Regions from separate parts of the Homo sapiens genome. Here region 1 is linked to region 2. The links are chromatin contacts, found by Hi-C or POLR2A ChIA-PET in ENCODE. All regions are on one chromosome and are shown on one strand. The core of a region is the stretch at or near the end of the contact, and the rest is flanking DNA. Distances in the headings are between cores, read along the strand shown. Region 1 overlaps MBNL1 (muscleblind like splicing regulator 1). Region 2 overlaps MBNL1 (muscleblind like splicing regulator 1).

The links. A loop is a pair of places that touch in the nucleus more often than their neighbours do. ChIA-PET counts read pairs that join two places held with the same protein, here RNA polymerase II (POLR2A). Pooled maps may share reads with other maps.
Region 1: a map with no recorded cell type shows a loop between it and region 2 (3-fold over the local background). The contact joins two enhancer-like sites. A Hi-C loop is called at or near these places in 17 of 168 maps with a recorded cell type or tissue (CD4-positive, alpha-beta T cell, CD4-positive, alpha-beta memory T cell, CD8-positive, alpha-beta T cell and 11 more), 11 of 37 single-sample maps with no recorded cell type and 18 of 50 pooled maps. POLR2A ChIA-PET finds 5 or more read pairs at or near these places in 17 of 52 experiments (A549, AG04449, BJ and 14 more).

Annotation. Positions count from the first base shown.
Region 1 is chr3:152,372,197-152,378,156 of GRCh38, reverse strand. All of the region lies in intron 2 of MBNL1 (muscleblind like splicing regulator 1), which reads right to left. Among named protein-coding and RNA genes, the nearest start is that of MBNL1-AS1, 110 kb to the right of the region's middle. Within about 2 kb of position 1,381, at least 14 of the 41 ENCODE cell types and tissues checked have a DNase peak (open chromatin) inside an H3K27ac peak, as active enhancers do; they include CD8-positive, alpha-beta T cell and natural killer cell, where a contact is called at or near this core.
Region 2 is chr3:152,322,350-152,328,844 of GRCh38, reverse strand. The region is part of intron 2 of MBNL1 (muscleblind like splicing regulator 1); the gene reads right to left. Among named protein-coding and RNA genes, the nearest start is that of MBNL1-AS1, 56 kb to the right of the region's middle. RefSeq lists an enhancer at 5,081-5,130. Within about 2 kb of position 4,889, at least 6 of the 41 ENCODE cell types and tissues checked have a DNase peak (open chromatin) inside an H3K27ac peak, as active enhancers do; they include CD8-positive, alpha-beta T cell and natural killer cell, where a contact is called at or near this core.

The sequences.
Region 1 (5,960 bases), core at 132-2,631, 53 kb before region 2:
CTATGTTGCCCAGGCTGGTCTCGATCTCCTGGCCTCAAGCAATCTTCCTGCCTTGGCTTCTCAAAGCACAGGGATTACAGGAATGAGCCATCCCACATGGCCTGAAACATTCTTAATATAGTTAGTCCTCACTTAACATCACCAATAGGTTCTTAGAAACTGTTACTTTACATAAAACAATATACAGCAGGTCCTCAAATAATATCGTTTCCTTCAAGGTCATTTAGTTATAACACTAATGAGAAAAACAATTGGTTTTGTTATACTCCATTTCATGTCAAGTCATAGTTTCCAAGAATCCACGGAAGACAGTAAGCGAAGATTTCCTATACCTTATCCTTGTGTCCATCATTTGATAGCTCAACCTATTATGAAACAATAGATTAACATGATAGATCTGATCATAGATCAAATTTAGGTCACTGTAGAAGTCAGTTAATTTACTCAATGTTAAATAATTTTAAACAATACCAAAGATTCTGAAACATGAATGTGGCCTCCAAATATGTTAATGTGTGTCACAATATAGGTTTCAATTCCATCAACAATTTGCCTTTGAACACATAATGACAACAAACATTTCTTGCTATATAATGTGTACTATACACAGTTCTAAGAGCTTCACATGTATTAGACCCTAAAATTCTATTCAATAGGCCTTTTATTGTCCCCAAATAAGAGATAATACAATATAAATTAACAGGTTAATTTACTAACGGTCTATGGCTGACGAGTGGAGGTGTTGGGGCTTGAATTTAATTTCGGTTCTATAACCACCTGATGGGTCCTAGCTATTACACGACTTCTATATGATCTACAGGTTCAGGTCTCTGCAGACAGTATAGAGGACAGCAGTAGGTAGTTTCAAATCAACCCAGATTCAAAGGCCCACATAAAAACAAGGACCAGGCCAATTCAATGAAAAAAGCATCTTATCTAAGCATAATTCTATTAAATGTAGTAAAATATCATCTTATCAAAAATGAGAAAACCTTTGAAAAAAGGAACAACCACAACCATCATTAATGGCTTCTCACTCACAATGAAAATCTTTCAACTACTTGGAATAGCCTCACTGTTTTTGCTGTATTATCCTCACTGCCACAGTTTTGGGGCTTTGTTTTAAAACAACAAGTTCGCATGTAAATCACTAGCCACAAACTCAACTTCATGTAACATTTTAAGTCTAGGGGAAGTACGGGGAAAAGGGAACAAAAGGGAAAAGAGGAAGTGAGGAAATGAAACTAGCAAAAAATAGGGAACAAAAAGCATGCAGACTTCAGGTGAAGCAGCGAGACCCATTTTCCCCAAGAAGAGATATATATGTATGTGTGTGTGTATGTGTGTGTGTGCGCATGCACGTGTGTGTGTGCGTATATATATAGAGAGAGTGCGTGGCACCCCTCAGCTCATCTGCTAGGAGATGGACGTGCAGCTAATGACATGAGGCTTCTGCATTCTTTACAGCAGCTCTTATTCCTAAAAACATACTATTAGCCAAAAAAAAATGTTCTTTAGATTCCTTGGGCTTTTGCTCTCCTCTTAGCTATATTTAATATATGATCATCTACATAACAATCTGACAAATGGAAAATTTCCAACAACCATTAGTCAGCAAGTCTTGTCCACCATAAACATCACATTTTACTTCTAAAACAGCTTCTTATTTTACGGATGAACCACACATAACTACACTCTCAAGAGCTTCTTTTTTAAGAGAGTCTAACTATGAAGAGAAAACTATATCACTGTATTAGACAAAAGATTAAAACAATGGAGATAAACAATTAAAGCATAATTCAATGTATGTTTCCTCGAGATAATATGTGAGACTTTTCTGAGACATCTGAGTCAAATACTTGTATAATCCGAAAAAGTTAACAAAATATAGTCTTTTCTCAAGAAAAAAATCTTACATTTTAAATATTTCTATCATAAATAGAAACTATTTCTGAACTTGAAAACTTTTGTAAAGTATGTCATACTACACTTAAAACTAAAAACTTATTAATATATTCATGCATCTTATAGTTGGAATATAAGATACCATGGGTATGATACCGGCCTGACAGTATGAGTTCTGAGCAGAAATATATAAAGAAAAATGGAGAAATTTATCCAGGAAACAAAGAATTGGTATCTAAACTTAGATTTTTCTGAAGGCTAAAGGGAAATAAATGTGGCTAACATTGCATCTCAAAATCTGGTTAATACTGTTGTTTAATTTAAGGATATATCTTATTCTTATTAAACAACAGTATTAAACCAGTTGGAAAATATTCCTTTCAAGATGGAAAAAGATATAGAAATTTAAGTACTCAGTCTTTTTTTTTTTTTGAGACAAGGTCTTGGCTCCATCACCCCGGCTGGAGTGTAGCAGAGCAATCACGACTCACTGCAGCCTCAACCTCCAGGGCTTAAGCAATCCCCCCACCTCAGACTCCCAAGTAGCTAGGACTACAGGCACACATCGAAGACCTGGCTAACTTTTTTGTTTTGTTTGTAGATATTGAGAAGAATAGCCTGGGGCTTACTGGTTTCATTGCTGAATTTTTACCAAACATGTGAAGAAGACCTAATACCAATCACTATGTTGCTCAGGCTGGTCTTGAACTCTGGCCTCAAGTGATCCTCCCCACTTGGCCTCCCAAAGTGCTGGGATTACAGGCATGAGCCACCACACCCAGATCTAAATCTTTATTATTATAATCATTATTTATTTTTACAAGTACCTTATACAAGATGCTATAAATATTTGTATGCATAATTCAACAGTAATCAGTGGTGTTTATCTAAACTAACTGATAATCTACAGATTGCAGTGCATTTATGATTTCAATGGAATTAATCTAATTCTCCACACTTAATTGTGAGAATAGCTATAAACAGATTGTCAAGAGGAGCCTTTTAGTGCCAATGCTTTACTTGAGGAAAAAAATTTCTTTTGGGCAAACCCATCTTTATTCATTGCAGAATACAACGATTCTCAAAAGTAGCTTAACAACCCCAACTCCGCTGGGTAAGTGTGGTGGCACACGCCTGTAATCCCAGCTACTTGGGAGGCTGAAGAAGGAAGGCTGCTTGGGGCCAGGAGTTTGAAACCAGCCTAGACAACATAACAAGAGTCTGTCGCGAAAAAAAAGCAAACAGGCAAACAAAAAATAACCTCAACTTCTTATAATATGCATGTCTTAGAAGATATCTTCTTTGCCACATAAATAAAATATGAAAATAACAGACAAGTTCCAAGAAATAATATAATGAAATCAACTCTTCTTTGCTCATGGGAAAAATAATTACTTCCATTTCCTGAGTCCTCTTTTGACCTATGAGAACACAAAGGATTTGCCGCCAGTGGGCAGAAGACAGTGGGTGTGGCAATTTATACATGCCATGTTAGAAACAGCTCAAGCATCCCTGAAGCCTTCCTCTACTTTTCCATTTATTTTTACATGTTTCAGATCCACAGTGAACACTTTGTTTGGCAAATGTGATCTAGATTATTTAATAAGTGTGACTTCAATTTCACTTTCCTGGTATTCGTATGCTGCCCATTTTTCAGTCAGCTTACTTTGAGTCCAAGTTGACCCCCTAGTTTGAATGGTCACGGCATATAAGGGGAATACCAGGCATATCTGTCAACTCTATGGGTTTAAGACACTGCAGTGTGATTACTTAGTGATTTATAATAGAGCTGGGAAATGACTACTTGCTGTGCTCCTGGGAGACACTGGTGGCTGACCCTGATTACAGAAAGTAGTAATACATACTTTCCAGCTGAAGATGCCCTCAGAGCAGTTTTCATCAGGTCATTACAAGAATCCTCTAATCAAAAATGAAAATGACCCTTCTCCATCCAACTCTGACCTCCCACAAAAATCACTTTTAAAAATTAAATAATTTGCAAATAATAAAGTATCATACTTTTAAAAAGTAGATGATTTGCAAATAATAAATCACTGTACATATGAAATTTAAAAGTGCTGTTTCTATAGCTAGGCTATTTCCCTATTCTATTTCTTTTATCTTTAATCTTATATGTTTCTAAAGAAGAAACTATAAAGCAGCAACTCATTTTTAAAACAGCCTTTATATGTAAAAGATGCATATACACAAGAAATTATATGCCATTTAAGATATGCTTTAAAATGTTCTAGCCTATTCCCTCCTCCCAAAAAAGTGAGAAGATAGAAGCAACAAGATCAATAAATAAGGAAAATCATCAACACTGAATTATGGTATATTACACTATTCTCTCTACTTTTGTACATATTTGAAAATCTTCATTTATAAATCTAATTTTAAAATATGTAAACATGGATAAGTTTTCCATTAAATCACCATTTCTCCCAAACAACCTAATCACTTAAAAGTAAAATATGAGTGGCTGGCAAGATGGCCTAACAGGAACAGCTCAGGTCTGCAGCTCCCAGTGAGATCAATGCAGAAAGTGGGTGATTTCTGCATTTCCAACTAAGGTACCTGGCTCATCTCTTTGGTACAGGTTAGACAGTGGGTGCAGCCCACAGAGCACGAGCCAAAGCAGGGGGGGTGCATCACCTCACACGGTAAGCTCAAGGGGTGAGAAAACAACCTCCCCCACCAAAGGGAAGCCATGAGGGACTGTGCAATGAGGAATGGTGCATTCCAACCCAGATACTATGCTTTTCCCATGGTCTTTACAACCCACAGACCAGGAGATTCCCTCGAGTGCTGACACTACCAGGGCCCTGGGTTTCAAGCGCAAAACAGGGCAGCCATTTAGGCAGACACCAAGCTAGCTGCAGAAGGTTTTTTTTTTTTTTTTTTTTTTTTCCATACCCCAGTGACACCTGGAAGGCCAGCGACAGAACTGTTCACTCTCCTGGAAAGGGAACTGAAGCCAGGGAGCCAAGTGGATCAGTGGATCCCACCGCCACAGAGCCCAGCAAGCTAAAATCCACTGGCTTGAAATTCTTGCTGCCAGCACAGCAGTCTGAAGTCGACCTGGGACTCTCAAGCTTGGTGTGGGGAGAAGCGTCCACCATTACTGAGGCTTGAGTAGGTGGTTTTCCCCTCACAGTATAAACAAAGCTTCTGGGAAGTTCGAATTGGGCAGAGCCCACCACAGCTCTGCAAAGCTGCCATAGCCAGACTGCCTCTCTAGATTCCTCCTCTCTGGACAGGGCATCTCTGAAAGAAAGGCAGCAGCCCCAGTCAGGGGCTAACAGATAAAACTCCCACCTCTCTGGGACAGAGGACCTGGCGGAAGAGGCGGCTGTGGGTGCAGCTTCAGCAGACGTAAATGTTCCTGCCTGCCAGCTCTGAAGAGAGCAGCGAATCTCCCAGCACAGCACTCAAACTCTGCTAAGGGACAGACTGCCTCCTCAAGTGGGTCCCTGACCCCTGTGCCTCCTGACTGGGAGACACCTCCCAGCAGGGGTCAACAGACACCTCATACAGGAGAGCTCCACTAGCATCTGGCGGGTGCCCCTCTGGGACGAAACTTCCAGAGGAAGGAGCAGGCAGCAATCTTTGCTGTTCTGCAGTGTCTGCTAGTGATACTCAGGCAAACAGGGTCTGGAGTGGACCTCCAGCAAACTCCAGCAGGCCTGCAGGAGAGAAGCCTGCCTGTTAGGAGAAAAACTAAAAAACAGAAAGGAATAGCATCAACATCAACAAAAACGATGTCCACACAAAAACCCCATCCAAAGGTCACCAACATCAAAGACCAAAGGCAGATAAATCCAGGGAGATGAGGAAAAACCAGCACAAGAAGGCTGAAAATTCCAAAAACCAGAACACCTCTTCTCCTCCAAGGGATCATAACTCCTCGCCAGCAAGGAAACAAAACTGGATGGAAAATGAGTTTGACGAATTGACAGAAGTAGGCTTCGGAAGGTGGGTAACTCCTCCGAGCTAAAGGAGCACATTCTAACCCACTGCAAGGAAACTAAGAACCTTGAAAGAAGGTTAGAAGA
Region 2 (6,495 bases), core at 3,640-6,139:
AATACAACTAATCTTTTGATAGAGTAAATATTGTTTTTAAAAAAATCCATATGTTGACCTTCAAAGTTAAATTCAGTGTAAGTTTTAGAATTAACAGATATCACAATTAAAGGGCTAAGATTTCAAATTTCCTGATAAGGTACTCCAGCAAAGCAAACAGAATATCACTCCTTTTAAAGATCTCCTTCTTCCTAGTACTTCTCCGTAATGTCATAAAGCATGTTAGCAAAGTCTTATAAATACAATGTAAACTTTTTCCATTCTTCTAAATTTTAGTTATAAAATACATTTTAATTATATGTCAACAATTTGCCTCAACCCTAATCTCAAATATCTAGAACAGCTATATCACATTATCTAAACATGAGTAAAAGCTGAGTTTCTGCTTTAGAGAAAACATCTCAGAAGATGTTTAGAATTACAGTAATTACTTAAATAATTACCTATATTCTAAAATTCACACCATAGTATCACATACCTAATAAAATAACAACATAACATAACCCTAGATTAACAGTGCATCTTTTGGCAGATTCAATATTATATCATATTTTTTGTGTCAGTCACAGGATCCTTTGGAGAAAATAATGTGTTACTAGTCTTACTTACATTTTCTATCAATATAAAACGTTCACAAGCCTTTAGAAACTGTACATTTTCTAAAATCCAAAATTACCCTTAATAAATCTTGGCAAAACACACACTATAGGAGATAAAGACATCCCTAAAATTTCACTCTAATTTACTGAAAATAGAAGTCAAATTAAATTCAAATGTTGGCTTACATTAAAATAGCACAGGATCTTATAATTTACTTTTAATCTTGGAGGAATTCTCATTATTCTCTCATCAATTCTTCTTCAAAAAAATAAATTAATAAAAACTTCCTTGTTTGTCACATACAGTGTCCTAAACAGAAACATCTGATTTTTCTTTGGGTCAGCAAGAACAACTTAACTTCCAAATTCCTTTATGGCCACTATTTTAGACACTAAGACCAAGAACTCCAAAGAAAGCTATAAAAAAAAATGCTACTATATGACTATATAGTAGCATATATATATATAGAAAAAAATATAGTATATGATACCAAATATTATAGTTTACAAAACCACATTCATATACAACAGGTTCAATTTTTTAAATCACATCACGAGTGGAAAAGAAACCCAAACTATATATTCTAGGAAAAAAGCAGCCGGTCACAGTGGCTTAAGCCTATAATCCCAGCACTTTGGGAGGCCAAGGCAGACAGATCACTTGAGGCCAGGAGTTTGAGACCAGCCTGGCCAACATGGGTGAAACCCCATCTCTACCAAAAATACAAAAATTAGCTGGGTATGGTGGCCCATGCCTGTTATCTCACCTACTTAGGAGGCTGAGGCAGGAGAATCACTTAAACCTAGGAGGCGGCGGTTGCAGTGAGCCAAGATCATGCCACTGCACTCAGCCTGAGTGACAGAGTGAGAGTCTGTCTCAAATAAAAAAAAAGAAAGAAAGAAAAGAAAAAAGCAGGGCTCATATCTACATCCTCAGGGACTAGCACAGAGCTTGATAAAAAAAGACAGATGCCCAATAAATATCTTCTGAGTAAATAAATTCAACCATACAGAGGCACATTAATGATAAACAAAAAGGAAGGAAAGAAAACTTTTTTGATAATATTACCATAGGAACAATGTTATCAAAACATATTAATCAAAAAAAATTAGGAGAAGCAATTCAAATAATTTATCAGCCGAGCGCAGTGGCTCACGCCTGTAATCCCAGCACTTCGGGAGGCCAAGGCAGGCAGATCATTTGAGGTCAGGAGTTCAAGACCAGCCTGGTCAATATGATGAAACCCCATCTCTACTAAAAATACACACAAAAAAATTAGCTGGGCATGGTGGTGCATGCCTGTAATTCCAGCTACTCGGGAGGCTAAGCCAGGAGAATCACTTGAACCCAGGAGGCAGACGTTGCAGTGAGCCAAGATTGCACCACTGCACTCCAGCCTGGGAGACAATAGTGAAACTCTGTCTCAATAAATAAATAAATAAATAAATAAATAAATAAATAAATAATTTTCCCAAGGGAAAAATTTTTTAGAAAAATTTACTGGCATCCTTGATTATATGTGTAAGCTTATTTAGATCTTATGTTAGAAGAGAATATCTGATTCTGAAAATTGATAAATATCATGCATTTTTTCCCTTTTTCTGATATAAACTATGTTTTGAAGTTGACCATTAGTTACTATGAAAAGATCTTTATGAAAAAAATTCTTGATAATAAACGCAGCAGAAATTATATAATTAAAAGTCACCATTTTTGCAAACTCTAAAAAATATCATGGCTACAAAATGATCAACAATGAGGTGAAATCATTGGATCCAAGTCTGATGGAGAACTTTATAAGGATTGGCCCAGGCCAATCTGATTCACTGATAGATTGCAGCATCATTAAAAGCAGGGATTACTAAAATTATGTCCTCTTGATATGATGAAATAGAAAGTATACAGAACCTTCCAGGAAATGTTCCCCCCAAATAATAATAAATAACATTAAAGTTAAACTCGACTCTAATTTTCAGTTTACAGAAAATAAGGATGATGGAAGAACAAGCTAAATGACACCATAGATGCTAACTGGAAAAACGTACCTATTAAAAAAGGACATTGCTGTGACAATCAGGAAAAGTTGAACATAAAGTGGCTATCAAATGATACAATAAAATTGTCGTCAATTTTCATAGATTTGGAAATGGAGTTATATTTAAAATAAGTTCTTAACTGTCAGAGATACTACTGAAGAAGTATAAGTGACATGATAGGATGTCTGAGACTTCTTTTAACATGCTACAGGGGTAAAAGGAGTGTGAAAGGTAACAAAAAGGGCAAAATGTTGGCTGATGCACATACGGATACATGCATACAAAATGCTGACTGATAGATATATGGAGGGGGTTGTTATATTGTTTCTCTAATATTATGTACATTTAAAAATTGCCATAAATTTTTTAAACTTAACAAACAAAAAAGACAGAAATCACAGGGGAAAAAAAAAAAGAATGAGTTCATATCTGGAAGAGCAATTAAGGATTTTTTTTTTTTTTTAATATTTCTAACCTGAAGTCACAAAACCTGGTTTACAAACAGGGCTTTGCTACTTACAATCTGGCCTAGATAACCTAAATCAATGTATTTGTACATAAATACATAAATGTCCATATCTGTAGCATGAAAATAATTGACTTACCTACTACAAAAATATATAGTATGTAAAAATTAACTATAAACTAAAAAAAATAAAATACAGATATCTTCAATATATTTTGTGTTTACCTTCATGTCACATGTGTATGCATTATCTCTTCAACCAAATAGTAAGGTCTCTATGAGTGAAGTCCATGTTCCATTCCTTTAACCAGCAAACATTCAATGTACACTTCTAGTCAGTCTACTACGTGTCAGGCATTTCTTACTAAGAGGTTAAGAACACAAAGGTGTAAGTCGTAGGCTGTGGAATCAAATGCAGAGATGGAGTAAGATACATAATTATTATGATTCATACTCCAAACTACATAAGCAAAGAGGCAAAACAGTTATGTGGCCAGGTCTAGAGTGAGGAGAAGCTTTCTAGAGGAGGGAATGTATGAGCCATATATAAACATGGAAAAGGTCTGCAAAACTCATGTAGGAAGAAAAAAGAGTCCCAGGCAGAAAGACCAAAAAACAAACAAAAACAAATGAAAAAAAAGCGGGCGGGGGGGGGCGGGTATGTGGCATTACATGGGAACATCAAAAGAAGTCATTTGCCACAGGTCAATGTGGCTAATAACTTGATGTGGGAGGTACTGAGTCTCAGTAGATGACCCACTGTACATGGCAAAATGCTAAGTACTTAGTAAGGGATCAATAAATATCTATTAATTAAAGTACAGAGAGATAACAGGTAGCATTATTTGAGTATTCATTCCAGGTCATTATGTATTCACTGAAATAAATGTGTTTCTTATTCAACCTCACATCAATCCCAAGGTACGTGCTATTATTATCATCCCCGTCTTACAGATAAGGACATTTGGGCACAGAAAAGCTAAGTAACTTTCCCAGTTACTCAGTTGGCAATTGGTATAGTGAGTGATGTTCTTAGGGTTTTAAACAACAAAATATCTGGAAATAAAATTCTACATGGCTATTCCTCATAATAAAAGTATTTTTAAAAAACGAAAAAGAACACTATAAACAGTGAGTGCTGCTAAAGGTTTAATAAGTGGTTGTCTAGGAGAGAACTATGGTTGCCATCTGCCAATTTCCAAAGTGTAAACGCTCTCACCATAGCCAATTTTAAGCTATCAACAAAGACATCATTGAACATGGAATTGGGAAGAGGTCTCGACATAAACCAGTTCCAGCACTCCACTGCCTGTAACCTTCAACAAGCTATACAGGCAGAGTGACTTTAACAGACTAACTACATGACCAGGAAGATAACAAGTAAATCAAAGAAAAGGTGCAAAACTGCTATCTCTCTTGTTTGCAAGACTCTGTATAAGTCATAGTCAATTTATATTTGAAATTAATAAACTCCTAAGGAATATAATGTGTGAAAGGCAATGAAAATGAATAAGTAATTCATAGACATTCCTCAAGGTAACATACATTTTCTATGAATGACAGTTGACATTTATAAAGTATTCTTTATATGTGATTAATGAACTGTGATTAGTAAGTGATTTCCTGCTAAACGATTTCTCCCTCAAGGGGCAACACAAGAGGATTTATTTCCAACTAGAGAAGTTGAAAATGAAAGCACAGCTGAAGGAAATGAAGTTATCTGGGTCAGCAACAGATACTGCAACCGAAAACGGGGATAATTTTTGCATACCCTGTGCTTTCAAACTGCATGTCATATAAAAGGTGTTGAATGAATAGTGATCATAAGAAAGGAGGGAACAAAACCAATCATAGAACTAGATTTTTTCACTAACTATAGTCAATAGCTGTATAACAACGCTTCAGTCAACAAAGGACCCACATATATGATGGTGGTCCCATAAGATTACAATGGAGCTGAAAAATTCCTACCACCCAGTGACATTTGTAGACATCATAACCTCATAGCACAACACAATATCTTTTCTACGTTTGAGTATGTTTTGATACACAAATACATAACATTATGTTACAACTGCCTACAGTATTCAATAGGATAACAGGCTGTATACGTTTGCAGCCTAGGAGCAATAGGCCGTACTATACAGCCTAGATGTGTAGTAGGCTATACCATTTAGGTTTGTGTAAGTATACTCTATGATGTACACACAACAATGAAATACCCTAATGACACACAGAATATATCCCCATTGTTAAGGCATGACGTGTGTGTGTGTGTGCACGCACGTGTGTGTACATATATATTTTTTAAATTATTTACAGTTAGTGACTACAGATATATTTATATAAAAGGGAGTTCAAATTATTCATATTTGTATGTTTACACTATTTCTTTAAAAAAATTCCTTTAGGTTATTTAACAATATTGTTGAATGAATAAGTCTAGTTAAATGAATTTTATATGGGTATAAAAGGGAGTTAGAATTATTACTATATTGATCCTATCACTTTTTTAAGTTCCTTTATCATTTAAAAATAATGTCCAATGAGTAAGTACATTTGGATAAATTTTGAATTAAATATAAAATCTATTTTTTACATAGAATGCAAATGTAATGTTAAAGAGAAGTAACCAGTAATTGCAAAGCAAAAAATGCAAATTCTACACAAGTTTACTTAGGCAGTTAGCAAACTGAAACCAGTATAACCCCATTTTTGGCATGTGGCAAGTCTGTTGCTGACCTGTTACTGAATCTGGCTCCCACAAACCGTCAGTCTATTACTTAACAGTATCCTGGCTTAAATAGACTCAATAAAACAAATGTAATTCACTAGCACTGTCTCATGCTTATTAAATTCATATGCAAAACAAATCCAAAATGTGCCTTGAGCCTTGTTAAGAGTCTATACATGTTGCTTTCTGTTGCTCTTCTTGTCACAGTAGTAGGATGCACAGATCTTTTATTAGGTCAATTTAACTATTGATTTCTACTCTTAGCGCTTAAAAAATGCCAGAAAAATGTTAACTTTTTCAGTCCACTGCTGCAGGGGAGAAAACCTCACAAAATTAGTGATTATAAATGAAAAAAATCAATCAATAAAACTGTCACGTAAAATAACTCATACCAATCTTGTTACATATCAAAACTGACATTTTTTCCCAGCCCAGTTATCAGACTGAGATAATATAGATGTATTTTTTAATCTTTGTGGTATCGTAATTAGAATAATTCAAGTTAAATGATTTTAGTGTTCTATATACAAGGCTAGTTTGCATTTCCGTGACATAGCCTTTCAAAAAGGGAGCTGCGTCAATTTTTAATGAAATGCATGACCTAATTTACAACTGTAATGACTATAATTAGTCTAATAGTTTGTGTTTTTTTAATCTTG